Regions from separate parts of the Homo sapiens genome. Here region 2 is linked to region 1. Evidence: read pairs that join two places in POLR2A ChIA-PET (ENCODE). Cell type or tissue: K562. All regions are shown on one strand. Each heading gives the region's core, and the rest is flanking DNA. Links, peaks and the distances in the headings are about the cores only. Region 1 holds the start of TRIM63 (tripartite motif containing 63). Region 2 has its middle 19 kb from the start of RPS6KA1.

Region 1 (2,909 bases), core at 269-2,768:
GATCCACACACCTTGGCCTCCCAAAGTGCTGGGATTACAGGTGTGGGCCACCGCACCCGGCCTCTCAGTGTTTTTGTCTGTTTGAGGCATGGTCTCACTGTCACCCAGGCTGGAGTGCAGTAGCACAATCATGGCTCTGCAGCCTTGACCTCCCTGGCTCAACAATTCTCCTGAAGAGCTGGGACTACAGGCATGCCCCACCACGCCCAGCTAGTTTTTAAACTTTGTAGAAACAGGGTCTCACTATGTTGCCCTGACTTGTCTTGAACTCCTGGCCTCAAACAATCATCCCACCTTGGCCTCCCAGAGTGTTGGGATTATGGGCATGAGCCACCATGCCTGGCCCTCTCTCCCCAGTTTGAGGCCAACCCTTCACAACCTCCACCACTCACACATTCTGCCTATGAATGAGCTGCTATTTTATTAGCAGGAAGACTCAGAGCTAGATTGACTGGGTCAACTCCCAGCTCTTTCACTTCCCAGCTGGGAAACCTTAGCTAATTGATTTCACTTCTTGAGCCTCAGTTTCCTCATCTGTGAAATGAGGATAATAAAGTCATGCCTGATTCACAGAGTTATTGGGAGGTACTTAGATGAAGCATTCCCAGTGCCTGACGCTGTTCCTCATGGCACACGGGAGAGTAGCTGTTGCTATCCTTATAGACAACCTGGCTGTTTCTCACCGGGCATTTTCTCTGCTGACCAGAGCCACTTAGCTGGCCCCAGGGCCTTTCTCTCCCTCTCACATCTCATCTTTCCCCCAGTCTCTGTCTTGGTATTGCCTGGAAGGGCAGCCTAATGTCTGGGCCCCTTCCCATCCGCTGAGCAATCCTGAGAGCTGGGTTGGGGTGTATGGGTCTCCAGTCCTGTCTCTGAATGGCTTGTGTAGCTAGTCCAGCTAGAGGCCTGGATCCTGAGCAGATGAAGGAGGGGGAAGGAGCGTGGGGGATCTAGGCACAGCATGGCTGGGAAGGAGGGCGGGCCCCCAGCAGGCACGAGAACCGACCTGGAGCACTCCTGTTTGTAGATGTCGATGATGTTCTCCACCAGCAGGTTCCTCTGCAGGCCGTACACTCCGTGACGATCCATGATCACCTCGTGGCGGCAGGTGGGGCAGCGGAAACGGCCTCCAGACATGGACACTGAGCTGCCCCGGCTGGTCCAGTAGGGATTTGCAGCCTGCAGGTGGCAAAGGTCAAGGTGAGGCCTGGGCTCCCTACTTAGCCCTTCTCTTTTCTAATCTCCTCTTATCCTTTCCTCTGCCTATCCGAACCACCCCCGTCAAACCTAACAACCTGGAGCTCTGCAGACTGTGATGAGAACCAGTCCTCACACACAGAGCACCTGAGAAGCAGCTAAGCAATCGTCAGGATGGGGAGGCAGGAGACCTGGGTTCAAGTCATGTTTATTCTCTGAGTGATTTTGGGCAAGCAACCTTATCTGTGTAGGCCTCAGTTTGCCCACTTATGAAATAGGTATTACAATGAGAGCAAGCTCCTAAGGCTGCTACTTTAAAGATAATATCGTGAAAGAACATTTTGTAAAGTGTCCATGGGGAACCTCGCATCCTGCCTCCCAGCCAGGACATCTACCCCCTTCCTTTCTCGGGGAGTTGGAGCCCCTTCTGCCCCCATATCATAGGGAACAGCCTCAAAAGGGAAGATGCCTCTACTGCCCACTGCCTCCCTGACACCCTCCTCCCAAAGCTCTGGGCCTCTTGCCACCAGGACCTGGCTCCAGCCCCAGGGGTCTGGTTTCTCTCTCCTGTCCCTGCCTACCCCGCTTATCACTTGAGGCATTTGACTCTTGATTGGAGAGTCAACAGCAGTGCTCAGGGCAGGGGTGGGGGAGCTGTGGGCAGGGCAGGGAGGGGAAACTTGTGTTATGGAGAAGAACCGCAGCAGCCAGAGCCGCCTCCCAGCCCCCTCTCAGCCCTGTCCAGAGGCCTCTGCAGGGGTTCACTTCCAAGGGGAAAGAGGCTGTCCAGGTTGGAAGTCTAAGGGAGAAGGGTTTCATCACAGGGAAGCCAAGTAGCCACCTGGGGACCCCAAATGAAGCTGCACCCGGCACTTACCTGGAAGATGTCATTGGCACACTTCCGGCACAGGTTGTGCTGGCACGGCAAGATGACCACTGGCTTGGTAAACATCTCCAGGCAGATAGGGCAGATCAGCTGCTTCTCCAAGTTCTCCATGGGATTCCCATCCTGGATCAGGCTCGACTTATAATCCATTCTGTGGGAAGGAATGAGAGCCACGCCTAGCTGCCTCCTCTACTAACTTTGCTCTAAGTAGACCTGGGGGTCTTGCCTTTGTCACAAAACACCGGGTCGGATCCTGTTGGCTTCCTTCTCCTGGTGCCCGAATTCTGTCTTGGTCTGAGGCCCCTCTGATATTTATAGCTAGATCTTGGTCACATGAGCCCCAGGAGGGGACCAGCTGAGCATTCCGATGCCAAGCGGCTGGTGGGGCTTGAGTTTCCTCCAGGCCTGAAAGACTGGCCCTCTCAAATCACATGCAGGGATGAGCAATCACTATTCTGCTGGGACGGGGGTCATAAACAAGAACAGCCTGTTCAGAGGCAGGCTTAGGGCAAGACTGGGTACCCAGAGCTTCCTCCAGAAATTGGTCTCCCCCCGGCACCAGGCTAGTGGGTCAGGGATGGGACCCAGCAAGTGAGCCACGGGGATTCAAGGGGTTAATAGCCAATGCTATGATGAAAATGTTCGATGAATGAATTTTATTCATTCATCAGACATTTTTCTGAGTACTAGTATATACATCAGGCAACTAGTATACATCACAACGTGACAGATGGATGAGTGATCTGTTTCCCTGCCCCGAGAAACTCACAGCCCAGGAAGGGAGATAGAAAGGATTGTGCAGTGGCACGATCTCTGCTCACTGCAA
Region 2 (2,909 bases), core at 105-2,604, 440 kb after region 1:
AGATGGGGTCTTGCTCTGTCACCCAGGCAAGTGCAGTGGCATGATCACCGCTCACTGCAGCCCCAATTGCCCAGGCTCAAGTGATCCTCTAACCTCAGGCTCCTCGGTAACTACGATCACAGGTGCGAGGCACCAGGCCCAGCTGATTTTATTTTTTATTTTATTTAATTAATTTATTATTATTATTATTATTATTATTTGAGATGGAGGTTTGCTGTTATTGCCCAGGCTGGAGTGCAATGGCACAACCTCGGCTCACCGCAACATCCGCTTCCTGGGTTCAAGCGATTCTCGTGCCTCAGGCTCCGGAGTAGCTGGGATTACAGGCATGCACCACCACGCCCAGCTAATTTTGTATTTTTAGTAGAGATGAGGTTTCTCCATTTTGTCAGGCTGGTCTCAAACTCCTGACCTCAGGTGATCCGCCCACTTGGGCCTCCCAAAGTGTTAGGATTACAGGCATGAGCCACTGCACCCAGCCTATTTTTTATTTTTTATGTAGAGATGAGGTCTCCGTATGTTGCCCAGGCTGATCTTGAACTCCTGCACTCAAGCAGTCCTCCCATCTTGGCCTCCCAAAGTGCTGGGATTCTGGGCGTGAACCACCACACCCAATCGATATTTTGTTTTTAACAAATTGAAGGTTTGTGGCAACCCCGTGTGGAGCAACTACAGGCACCATTTTTCCTACAGCATGTGTTCATTTCGTGCCTGTGTCATATTTTGGTAATTCTCACAATATTTCAGATTGTTTCATTGTTATGGTATCTGTGATGGTGATCTGTGATCAGTGAGTTTTGATGTTACTATTGTGATTGTTTTGGGGCACCACAAACTGTGCCCATATAAGATGGCAAACTTAAGCTGGGCGCAGTGGCTCATGCCTGTAACCCCAGCACTTTGGGAGGCCAAGGCGGGTGGATCACAAGGTCTAGGAGTTTGAGACCAGCCTGTCCAATATGGTGACACCCTGTCTCTACTAAAAATACAAAAATTAGCCAAGCGTGGTGGCTCGCACCTGTAGTGCCAGCTACTTGGGAGGTTGAGGCAGAAGAATCGCTTGAACCCAGGAGGCAGAGGTTGCAGTGAGCTGAGATCGCACCACTGCACTCCAGCCTGGGTGACAGAGCGAGACTCCGTCTCAGTGGTGTGTGTTTTCTGACTGTTCCACCCACCGGTGCCCTTCCCTCATCTCTCTCCCTCCCCTCTGGCCTCCCTATTCCCTGAGATAAAACAATATTGAAATTAGGCCAATAAAAACCCTACAGTGCCCCAGAACTTAAAGTATAATAAAAATAATAATAAAAATAAAATCCTACAGTGGCCTCTAAGTGTTCAAGTGAAAGGAAGACTCGAATGTCTCTCATTTTTAATCAAAAGCTAGAATTAATTAAACTTAGTGAGGAAGGCCAAAAGCTAGGTCTCTTGTGTCAGCCAAGTTGTGAATGCAAAAGAAAAGTTCTTAAAGGAAATTAAAAGTGCTACTCCAGTGAACACATGAATGACAAGAATGTGGAACAGGCTGGGCACTGTGGCTCATGCCTGTAATCCCAGCTCTCTGGGAGGCCAAGGCAGGCGGATCACTTGAGTCCAGGAGTTGGAAGTCAGCTTGGGCAACATAGTGAGACCCTGTCTCTACAAAAATAAAAAGTTAGCCAGGGCTGGGTGCAGTGGCTCACACCTGTAATCCCAGAACTTTGGGAGGCTGAGGCAGGCAGATCACTTGAGGTCAGGAATGTGAGACCAGCCTGACTGACATGGTGAAACCCTGTATCTACTAAAATACAAAAAAAATTAGCTGAGTGTGGTGGTGCATGCTTGTAATCCCAGCTACTTGGGAGGCTGAGGCAGGAGAATTGCTTGAACTCACAATGTGGAGGTTGCAGTGAGCAGAGATCATGCCATTGCACTCCAGCCTGGGCGGCAGACCGAAAATTCATCTAAAAAAAAAAGTGCAAGGTGAAGCAGCAAGTGCTAATGGAGAAGCTTTAGCAAATAATCCAGAAATTTTTTTTTTTTTTTTTTTTTTTTTTTGGAGACAGAGTCTCCTTCTGTCACCCAGGCTGCAGTGTAGTGGCACGATCTTGCACTGCAACCTCCGCCTCCCGAGTTCAAGTGATTCTCTGCCTCAGCCTCCCACGTTGCCGGGAATACAGGCACCCACCACAACGCCTGGCTAATTTTTTTTTTTTTTTTTTGAGACGGAGTTTCGCTCTTGTTACCCAGGTTGGAGTGCAATGGCTTGATCTTGGCTCACTGCAACCTCCGCCTCCCGGGTTCAAGCGATTCTCCTGCCTCAGCCTCCCGAGTAGCTGGGATTACAGGCACGTGCCACCACACCAGGCTAGTTTTGTATTTTTAGTAGAGACGGGGTTTCACTATGTTGACCAGGCTGGTTTTGAACTCCTGACCTCAGGTGATCCACCCTCATCGGCCTCCCAAAGTGCTGGGATTACAGGCATTAGCCACCACGCCCAGCCTAATTTTTGTATTTTTAATAGAGATGAGGTTTCACCATGTTGGCCAGGTTGGTCTCAAACTCCTGCCCTCAAGTGATCTACCTGCCTCAGCCTCTCAAAGTGCTGGGATTACAGGAGTGAGCCACCATGCCCACCCAACATATTTTCAGTGTAGATGAAACAGACTTCAGTCCGAGCACAGTGGTTCATGCCTGTAATCCCAGCACTTTGGGAGGCTGAGGCGGGTGGATCACTTGACGTCAGGAGTTCAAGACCAGCCTAGCCAATATAGTGAAACCCTATCTCTACTAAAAATACAAAAATTGGCTGAGCATGGTGGCAAGCACCTGTAATCCCAGCTACTCGGGAGGGTGAGGCCGGAGAATCACTTGAACCCAGGAGGCAGAGGTTGGAGCTGAGCCTTAGAGGGAGCTGAGATTGCACCATTGC

Evidence for each region. Peaks named below come from ENCODE experiments on the same cell type or tissue, not always from the same donor. Only the 100,000 strongest peaks of a DNase experiment are listed, where the experiment ranks them.
Region 2: POLR2A ChIA-PET joins it to region 1 with 5 read pairs; 3 of 35 experiments call an interaction of 5 or more read pairs at or near these places.

What each region holds. Positions count from the first base shown.
Region 1 is chr1:26,065,262-26,068,170 of GRCh38, forward strand. It overlaps TRIM63 (tripartite motif containing 63), which reads right to left and starts at 2,369. Exons shown (of 9, transcript NM_032588.4): 1 at 2,075-2,369; 2 at 1,007-1,179. The coding sequence starts at 2,233. In K562, for the core only: no CTCF peak of the experiment used is centred there; a DNase peak (open chromatin) is centred at 1,820.
Region 2 is chr1:26,509,362-26,512,270 of GRCh38, forward strand. No RefSeq gene overlaps it. Among named protein-coding and RNA genes, the nearest start is that of RPS6KA1, 19 kb to the right of the region's middle. In K562, for the core only: no CTCF peak of the experiment used is centred there; no DNase peak of the experiment used is centred there.